3 separate regions of the Homo sapiens genome follow, and all the other regions are linked to region 1. Evidence: chromatin contacts called from ENCODE Hi-C or POLR2A ChIA-PET data. All regions are on one chromosome and are shown on one strand. Each heading gives the region's core, a stretch centred on a gene start or an enhancer-like site at or near the end of the contact. The rest is flanking DNA. Distances are from core to core; before and after follow the strand shown. Region 1 overlaps HIVEP3 (HIVEP zinc finger 3). Region 2 overlaps HIVEP3 (HIVEP zinc finger 3). Region 3 overlaps HIVEP3 (HIVEP zinc finger 3).

Region 1 (3,107 bases), core at 155-2,654:
TCTTCCAGGAGGGAGGTGGAATCAGATTGAGGCAAAGCCAGGACTAGGTTCTTGGCAACGTGATTAAAATCCCGAACTACGAGGGAGGAGAGGCCTTGCTGCCAGCCCCTCAGCACACTCGAGCCAGGGCACTGGAGGTGGGTGGTGGTTAAAAGCTGTGTGCCATTCACAGCCTATAGCACTGCCTGTGTCCGTCAGTATGGGCAGAATGGCTAATGACTCCAAATAAAACTCCTACACCATGCTCCATCTGGGGACCATGTTATAGCTGAATACACAAAGTCACTTTGTAGCTTGCCCGATAAGTCCACTTTAATTCCTCCAAAATAATTCATGGAGGCCTGTGAGCACACTGCACCAGGCCAAGCACTAGGGTTATAAAAAAGAAATGAAAAAAGAAAAACCTAGTTGCTCTACTCTAAGGGCTTATGATTTAACCAAGGAGATGAGATTCACAATGGTAGCTGGCAATACGGTAAATCAAGGCACAAAGAATCCAGGAGTGTGTTCTGCTAGAGGCCCAAGAGGGCAGCTGGCATTTTCAGGAGGATGCAGGTCAGCCTTTATGGGAAAATGGATTGAGTTTACCTTGAAGGGTGGGGAAATTTTAGGCAGGTGGCTAAGAAGTGAGCTGGCCTCTGGGGATGTGGGGAGACTGTGAGCGCCGCATGAGACAGGCTCTGCATCCTGCACATGCTGCCTGCATTTCCAGCCCTGGGAGGAGGATTTGTGCAAGGGAGGCAGAGATGAGAGCGTTGATAGGAAGGAAGGAGGCCAGATTTCAGAGAGGTCTGAATCCCACACAGAGAAGCTTGGGCTTTCTCCAATAAGCTGCAGGGAGCAGTTGGAGACTTGTGAACAGCAGATTAACATAATTAAATAAAAACTTCAAGACTTTAGCTTTTTGTGGGGATGCAGACTAGACGAGAGGTGATGAGAACATTAGAAAGCTTTTACAGTGTAGACCAGGCTGGCCACGGTGTTGGCAACGGGAGAGAAAGAAATAGATCTGGAAGATACCACAAAGCAAATATCTAAAGGGCTTGGAAACAAATTTGGCCGGGGGGCGGATGAAGGATGAGTCAGGGGCAGTTCTGAATTTTAAAACTTGGGGGATGTGAGGTGGAGGTGGCATCGTCAGACATAAAGACACAGGTTCGAGCAGCTTTACAAGAACTTAAAAAGGCCAGACCACCCAAAGGTGGCACTGACTGGAAGCACGAGGCTACGGACAATGCTTCCTCATTTCAAAGGGGAGTTAACAAGTTAAGTGAAGTTTTATCCACCAATGAAATGGCTGTCTGTCCAAACAAATAAGCAACAAGTGTGGGCTCTGCACTCCTCTCCACCTCTCTTGCTCCTTCCGTTGATGCTCCCCTAACATTTATCTGACCATAAGCTAAGAGCAGTCATGAGAACAAGATAGAAATCCTCAGAAATCCAGAACTCTAATCCTTCCTTCTGCTGAAATACTGTAGGGCTTAGTTATTTTCACACTTATGCATATGCTTCAGTGTGTAAGAACTGAGTCATTGTTTTCTTTTCTCCTCCCCTCTCCCCTCTCTTTCCCTCCTCTTTGCCACCCAGCACCTCCTCTGCCTCCACCCCCAAGCCACTGCAAACATCCTGGCATGCATCTCTCCCCATCCATTTCTGCATGGCTGTCAACATTTCCCATTCCCTCCAAGCTTGCCTCCTGCCTCCTATTTCTTTAGACACACTGGGAGTCTAAGAAATGAACTACAGATTCAACAGGACTGTGGACCACAGATCTTGACAAAGACAGGCAGCTTGTTGTGAAAAGAGAATTGGAGGGCAGGTCAGAGACTTAGGTTTTAGGAGTCAGGCAAGGGAATCAGATAAAGATCCCTGAAAACAAGGGATATCATCACTGCCCAGCTTTACTGACGTAGAGACAAGTTTTCTCACTTGGCAGATATAGACGGAAGATAAGCAGGTTCCCTTTCAGATGGTAACCCCAAGTGCAGTGGCTCACAGCTGCAGTTATTCTGAATGGCAGCGGGAGGGAAGGAAACAATGAATGCACACACACACAAGAGCAATGCTTAAGGTGAAATGGACTTGAACAGTCTCAAATGCACACCTCCTCCAGTTCCTGGAAGGCAAGGATGAGTCAAACAGAAGTTGAATTTCACAGGCGTTCCTCCTCCACTGTCACATACGTTCCCAGACGCAGAGTCATCTGTGCACATGTCACCCAGCATCGACTGCTACCAGCAACTGCCTCCTGGGAAGTTAAGCTGCAGGGTCAGATCTGCTTCTGCTGGGGAGCTGAAAGTAAACTGCGTAAGGTGGGGGTGATCCCAGTAATGTGAGGGCAGGAAAAAGCAGAGAACGCTGGAAAAGGATGGCAGGAATTAACATGGCTCTGAAGAGAGGAGCCAAGGATCACCTGATCTGTAGAGCCTGGAATCTGCAGTTATTTCTAGTTTCCTAGACAACCCTGACTAAACTAGGAAGACATCTGAACTCCGGCTCAAAAATAATATAGGTTCTTGGAATGGGACAAAAGAAGAAAGGAAAGGGGAGGTGATACCATGTGCCAGTTCAGGGAGTGGGGACCAGACCTTCAGAGAAAGGAAGGTCTTCCCAAATGGAAGCTGAAATCCCAGTGGGCATTATGCTTTCTGTACTTTTGCATTTGTAGCCAAGAGCATGATTCTAATTCTGGTTCTCCAGCGGAGGTGCGGGCAGCACATGTGCATGAGTTCGTCAAAATTGATCTAACGGCACACATAAGATCTGTACATTTCACTGTATGTAAATTAGATCCTAGTAATTCTACCTCTCTCAATTAGTTGGTTGTGTGACCTTGGACAAGTCATTTAAATTTTTGTAGTCCAGGATTCTCCATCTGTCAAGCTGAAGCTAAGAAGCTGGCCTCTAAGTTTCTCCCTGGCTCTAAAATTTACGATTGTGAGAGCTGATTATTGCAGGAAATGAGCAAATACATCCAGATTAAGAAGGGCCGCAACTATTGATAGAAGCTAAGAAGAATTTCTGAATGGGATTAGCCATCTGCAGAAAATTCCCCCTAAATCATCCATCCTGGAATCAGACGTGGAGAGAGGTGAAGATTCCATCCT
Region 2 (3,160 bases), core at 587-3,086, 79 kb before region 1:
AAATGAAATAAGTCCATCACATCCAAATGGCTCCTGGGTCCTGTCTATTCTACTTCCTAAAGGGCTCTTGAAATGGCTGCCTCTTTTCTAGCCAACTGCCATAGTTCAGACGCTCTTTCTCACTAGACTGAGGCAACAATCTCCCTCTGGCCTTCTAGCTGGAGTCTTTCTCACTTGAAGACCATCTTCCATATGGCCACAGAAGGAGCTCTTCTGCCTTCTAAAGGCTCCTGAAAACCCTACCATGGTTTCCCAGGGTCAATGGGATAGAGAAAGGTGTTCTGGCTCTTAATGATGGGCCCCATATCCACTGCTCCTCAATACGCCTCCTTGACTGTAGCCAGGCCTAGCTACTTGCAGGCTTGGAAGAAACCAAGATTTTCTTGCCTCTGAGCATTTGCACATGTTATTTCTTTTGCTGCCATGTCCTTCTGTCACTTGTCGCTCTTCAAGTCTCAGCTCTCCTGTCACCTCCTGCTGTTCTAAGGTGTCTCTCCTCTGCTCCCAGGTGATCTCTATGCATTATAAGGAGTCAGCCTTCCACCCATACCAGAAACCCCTCAAAAGCAAAGAATGTTCTAGGCACTGGGAAATGCCCAGGATGGAGAAGAGTGTGACACAATAGTCAAAAGGCAAGAACAACCCAGGCGTCCAACCTTTGATGGATGAATCGTTCAACCAAATGTGGCATGGATATATGCACACTCCAGATAGCACTCAACCTTGAAAAGGAAGGAACTTCTGACATGTGCTACAACATGTGTGAATCTTGAAGATATTATGTTAAGAGAAATACGCCAGTCACAAAAGAAGGACAAATACTGTATAACTCCACTTATGTGAGGTACCTAGAGTAGTCAAATTCATAGAGACAGAGAGCAGAATGGTGATTGCCAGGGGCTGTGGGCAGAAGGGAAAGGGAATCACTGTTTCATGGGTACAGGGTTTCAGTTTGGAGAGGCAAAATAAGTTCTGGAGCTGGAGGGTGGTGATGGTCACATAATGATGTGAATATGCCACTGTAATGTATGCTTAAAAATGGCTAAATGGGGCCGGGCATGGTGGCTTACACCTGTAATCCCAGCACTTTCGGAAGCCAAGGCGGGTGGATCACGAGGTCAGGAGTTCAAGACAAGCCTGGCCAACATGGTGAAACCCTGTCTCTACTAAAAATACAAAAATTAGCTGGGCGTGGTGGTGGGCACCTGTAATCCCAGCTATTCGGGAGGCTGAGGCAGGAGAATCACTTGAACCGGGGAGGTGGAGATTGCAGTGAGCTGAGACCAAGCCATTGCACTCCAGCCTGGGCAACAGAGCAAGACTCCATCTCAAAAAAAAAAAAAAAAGGCTAAATAGTAACATTTTAATGCATACCACAATTTTACAAAAAGAAAAGTGACTACAGAGGAGTTTAAGACCACAATATAATGAATGAATGAAGGAGGAGTTAAGCAAGGAAAATCTTAGGAGATGATGTGACCAGGTCAGAACGGAGGAGCCTGGAGGCTGGGGTGGGGGCCACAACACCTCACTCCCCCCACACTCCCTGTCAATGTCACTCCTTTTCAGATCAGCAGCGGGGCTTCAGGGTGCCAGGGCTGTGGTTTTCAAACCTGGAAACCAAACCAGGTTCCAGGGCTCCTGGGTTCCTCCCAAAACAAAAGGAATCTTTGGGGATGCAGCTGACTCTGGTGGGTGTTTGTCCTCAGGGCCCCTGCTAAGTTCTCCTGGGAACCGAGTACAGAGTCACCAATGGGACAGAATCACAGGAGAAAAGGAGAAACATGGTAAGCCCTTGGCAGAAGCTGGCACGGACTAGATTGTTGTCGGGTGTGGGTGTTGGGGCCAGGAGGAGCAGTGAGAAGCCACAGGAGGAAGGCTGGCAGAGAGGATTCATTCCGTATTCATTCCCCTAGTGAGCCACACGCTTCGGAAGGATCACATTAAAGAGATGAATCACACACTGACTCAAAGAGAGGGGGTGGCACGGTTGTAAATCAGAGGAATGGCTTTTATTTGTCAGAATGCTACAATAAATAACCTCTCCGTGTGCCACTTAACAAAAGGAGAGTGGGAGGGAGGGAAGCAATGTGGCATAGGCCGGAGGGCTCGCAGGGTGATGGGAGGGATGCGGGCAACCTCACAGCTACCAGGGCCCTTCAGGACACTCTTGCCAGTCACTAGATACTCTGTGCTCCTTCACACACACACAGAGACACACACACTCGCATAGATCATCTTTCCCTCAAACTTTCTGAGAGCACCAGCTTTATTTTATACATACAGGAGATGTCTTGCTGGAGATGACATTCGTGGGTATTACTTTTTCAGAATGAAGGGGCCAGAAAATCACCCAGGGCCCCTCGAGGGCTGAACCCCGCTCAGAAAGGGAGAAAGGTAAGGCTGCTCCCTAGAATCAATGAAGTTGCTGTTCTGGCAATGGTCTGTTAGGACAAGTGGTCATGCAGCAAAATCATGGAAGGAAACTCTTCCAAAAAGGGTGCAGCAGGGTGGCGGTATTATCTATTGTCCATTTTCTTGGGGTGGATTTAGAATCAGACTTCTTGGGTCGCCAGGAGTAAAAGTAAAACGCTTTAAAAGTAAAAAGCTGCCTGGCTCTGCAGGGAGTAGGTAGGGAAGAAGGATGGGAATTCTGGGTTTGCAGAGGGGCAGACAGGCACATGACAATCAGGCAGGAGGGAGGCAGCTGTGCTTCCAGGGAGAGCAGGGTTCCTGGGGGAAGCCCAGGGTCCCACCTCCCCTGCCCTAGAGCAGGGCTACAGGATATGGAAGCCACTAGCCACTTGTGGCTATTGAAATGTGGCTAGGCCATATTGTAAGGTTTAAGCACATACTTTATTTTTAACATGTAGTATGAAAAAATAAAGAATGTAAAATCTGTTATTAATTTTTTTAATATTGGCTACATGTTGAAATAACCTTTTGGATATGTTGTGTTAAAGAAAATAAGCTATTAAAATTAGTTTCAACTGTTTCTCTTTGCTTTTTTAAATGTGGCTACCAGAACATTTAAAATCACACGTGTGGTTCACATTTGTGGCTTGCATTATATTTCTACTGGACAGCATTGCTCCAGAGGAGTCCTGGGACCCAGAACAGGGAGAGCAATTGCTCTTGACTTGCTGCTTTTATACCTAGG
Region 3 (3,216 bases), core at 93-2,592, 120 kb before region 1:
TTAATGTGGAAACGGCTTACAGATTTGTGAGGCTCTGAGGCCCTAAAATACAGCAGGTGTCACTTAACCTGTTCTGGCACATCCTACTTGCCAGGCCCTGTGCTGGGGCCTTTGCTGTACCTGTTCTGTTCTGTGTCACTGAAATTCTGAAGAAGGATATGGATCCATGCCATGTCTATAGAGGACCATGAAGCTCAGCCATGTGATCTGTCCAAGGCCAGAGCTGGTAGCACTGAAACTCAAATTCAGCATTGGCCACCTCTGGGAGGGCAGGGTCCTCTTCCATCCTGCTCTGGCCAGTGGGAGGGACACCCCATGTGGAGAAGGCCTGCCCCAGGCCTTGGCCTCTAGGAAGGACGAGCGGGAAGCAGCGTCCCCAGAGACATATAGACAAGCAGCTGGGTCTCACAAACTCTGGCCAAGCCCTTGTACTGCGCAGAAATCGCAGGCACTGTCGCTGAACCAGTCCTCAGAAATCAGTAAAGCCCTGGGTTTCTCAATCCAGGTGGCGGCCTCAGCACGGAGCCATGGGGTAGCGGGGCATCTTCTCAGACCATCAATTCTACTTGGAGATGTAGGGAAGAAAACAATTTAAAAATTCCTAAAGTAAGTTCTGATACATGCTATAGCATAAGAATGTTTAAAACTCAAAGAAATTCATTGACTCTTCTCTGTGGAAAAGCTTAAGAAGTTTTGAGTTAATCCAACCCTCCCACAAAGCAGAAAGATAGTAGAGTCTGAGGCATCAGGTGACTTGCTCAAGTTCCCATGATCCATCAGCTCACAGGACCTGGACTCAGGCTTGGAAACCAGCGGCTTTGTGGTCAGGAAGCCCTGGATTCCAGTCCAAGCTCTGCTGCTGTGTAACTGTGCTGTTTTGGCTTGATCAATTCCTTTCTCCATGCCTTAGCTTCTTCACCAGTAAAATGGGGCAGCTGTCTTGGCAGCTATAGGGATTCCTGGGCCCACCATAAATGCCCGCCTCCCTGTCTGCCTCTTTCCCTACAAACAGGGTAAAGAAACCTATGGAGAGAAAACTCCCACATCAGCACTCACATCCCCAAGAGGGTAGATTCTAAAATCTTTTCTCCGTTGGTAATGAACCATGGCGCCATTAGACCACAACATTTCACGTAGTTTCTGAAATCATCATCCATATGAAGATATTGTGCTTGGAATCATCTCACAGTCACCGGAAGGCTGAATTCCCTCGGCCACCCACTGCTTTTTGCGGAGGAAACAGAAATGTCTGAAAATAGAACGTGAATCGATGCCCCCGACTTGCTGCCGCAAAGTGTGGCAAAGCCCAAGGAGCCCGCGCCGCCTCTGCCCCTGCATGGCCCCAGACGGCTGGGGGTTTCCGGGCAGCCTGGAGTAGGATTTCAACATCTCAAGCTGGAGGTCACGTGCACAGAGCAGCCGGTGGCAAACGGGGAACTCCAGGAAGCCAGGCTGTTTCAGAGAAGTACTTGGAGCTGGGGGGCATTTAGGCAGGAGCCGAGTGAGGTCAGAGGGTCGGTGGCAGCCGTAGGCCTAACTTGCCAGAGAGGGAGGCCCAGTCTCAGTGGGTCACTCCTTCCAGGAGCAGAGGAACAGCGTGACAGCCCAGTGGCGGCCAAGTGACCGCCCACAGAGCACTGGGCACCCACAACTCTCTTTGCAGATGGGAACACCGAGACTCAGGGAGGGTGAGTAATGTGCCCCCAGGAGTTACCCAGCTCAGCAGAGAAAAAATTGGGGTTGCCCCCACCCCCTCTGCCTCTCTTGGAAGGAAGTCTTGGCTTCCTCAGGCGCTCCTTCCACTCCACCCACTGTACCCACCCACCTAACATCTACCAAGCATGTCTCAACCCCAGACTCCCAGTATCATCTTGTCTGCTTCCAGATAACCCTGTAAGACAGGCAGGGTAATCATGCCCACTTCACAGATGAGAAAAACTGAGGCTCTCAGAGACCATGTGACTTGTTTAAGGCAGAGGCTCAAGTCCAGGCTGTCTGGCCCACCTCCCCAGTGTGCTTCAGAAGAGAGCACTAGTAACAGCACAGTGGCCATGACATTCCTACATGACAGCATCTCAGCATTTCCAAAGTGTTTTCACTGCCACCCTAGCACCCAGCCACAAACAGCCCTTTCCTACCCACAACCACGGCATAACCAGGAAGTTGTCTATCCCCATTTTAGAGATGAGAAAATGGGATGAGAGGGTTGAAGTAACTTGCCCAAAGTCACACAGCTAAGAAGTGGCAGATCCAGGACTCAAACCTAAGTCCTCCAGGTCTCCCCATACTCAACCTACCCATCCACATTGCTGGCCAGTGGACGGGATGAAGATGTGGGCGCTGGCAATGGTGTGGCCACTGCCTCCCCGGCCACCACCAATGCTCTGGGCCCTAAGGCCCTGCACCCCTTTTCTCTGATGACCACTCAGTCTCCAAGGCCATCCTGAAAGCAGCTTATTGCAAGACCTGCTGGAGGCTGGGCAGCCAGAGAGTGGATGAGTTAATGTAGGTGGGACAGGACACCCCTGGCTTCTCTGCCGCTCTTCTATTGCCTATACACAGCTGCACCATGCAAACCTGGTGTGATTGGGCGAGGAGGGAACAGACACTGGGAAGCCCAAAGGTTCTGGAATGACATTGCCTGCTTTTCTCTCCAGTGCTGTCAGGGCAAGCCCATGACAGCAGTTTTGGGTGCAAAGAGTGGGGAAGAAGGTAAAAACTGCCATATACAGAGAGGCTGGCTCTGGGGCATGTGTCCTTCATATTTATTCTACAAACGTTTAATAAACACCCACCACTACACAGGCCCTGGCTAGGAGCTCTCACACTTCCTCCTTCACTCATCCTGACAACCAACGTGTGGGGGGACCCCACTCTGTGCCCCACCACCATGGCAGACAGGCAAGCAAAATGGGAACAGGAGCACTGCACAAGGAGTCTGCAGTCATGGGTACCAGCCCTGGCTCTACCATTCATCCACAGATGTGTGACCCAAGCAACCCCCTGCCCTCAGTGGGCAGAAGCATGGCTGGGGAGGACAGCCAGGCCTATACGAGGCAGGGAGGAACAGGGACAGCTGGCAGGGGGTGGGGGCTCAGTTTCCTGTGTCTGGCCAGAGGCTGGTGCTTTTCTGTCCTCTCATCAGACCTACCCAGAGACGGTAGGGCAGGAAGAGAACGATTTCCTGGACTCCTACCATGTGCCAGCCCTGGCCAA

The links. A loop is a pair of places that touch in the nucleus more often than their neighbours do. ChIA-PET counts read pairs that join two places held with the same protein, here RNA polymerase II (POLR2A). Pooled maps may share reads with other maps.
Region 2: a pooled map shows a loop between it and region 1 (4-fold over the local background). The contact joins two enhancer-like sites. A Hi-C loop is called at or near these places in 6 of 50 pooled maps. POLR2A ChIA-PET finds 5 or more read pairs at or near these places in 2 of 52 experiments (WTC11 and activated CD4-positive, alpha-beta T cell).
Region 3: a loop to region 1 is called in a pooled map, with 5 times the contacts of the local background. The contact joins two enhancer-like sites. A Hi-C loop is called at or near these places in 2 of 168 maps with a recorded cell type or tissue (GM12878 and transverse colon), 28 of 37 single-sample maps with no recorded cell type and 15 of 50 pooled maps. POLR2A ChIA-PET finds 5 or more read pairs at or near these places in 2 of 52 experiments (GM12878 and activated naive CD4-positive, alpha-beta T cell).

What each region holds. Positions count from the first base shown.
Region 1 is chr1:41,860,932-41,864,038 of GRCh38, forward strand. The region is part of intron 1 of HIVEP3 (HIVEP zinc finger 3); the gene reads right to left. Among named protein-coding and RNA genes, the nearest start is that of HIVEP3, 56 kb to the right of the region's middle. Within about 2 kb of position 1,405, at least 6 of the 41 ENCODE cell types and tissues checked have a DNase peak (open chromatin) inside an H3K27ac peak, as active enhancers do.
Region 2 is chr1:41,781,402-41,784,561 of GRCh38, forward strand. All of the region lies in intron 1 of HIVEP3 (HIVEP zinc finger 3), which reads right to left. Among named protein-coding and RNA genes, the nearest start is that of HIVEP3, 140 kb to the right of the region's middle. Within about 2 kb of position 1,837, at least 2 of the 41 ENCODE cell types and tissues checked have a DNase peak (open chromatin) inside an H3K27ac peak, as active enhancers do.
Region 3 is chr1:41,737,834-41,741,049 of GRCh38, forward strand. All of the region lies in intron 1 of HIVEP3 (HIVEP zinc finger 3), which reads right to left. Among named protein-coding and RNA genes, the nearest start is that of HIVEP3, 180 kb to the right of the region's middle. RefSeq lists enhancers at 1,177-1,326, 1,357-1,576. Within about 2 kb of position 1,343, at least 17 of the 41 ENCODE cell types and tissues checked have a DNase peak (open chromatin) inside an H3K27ac peak, as active enhancers do.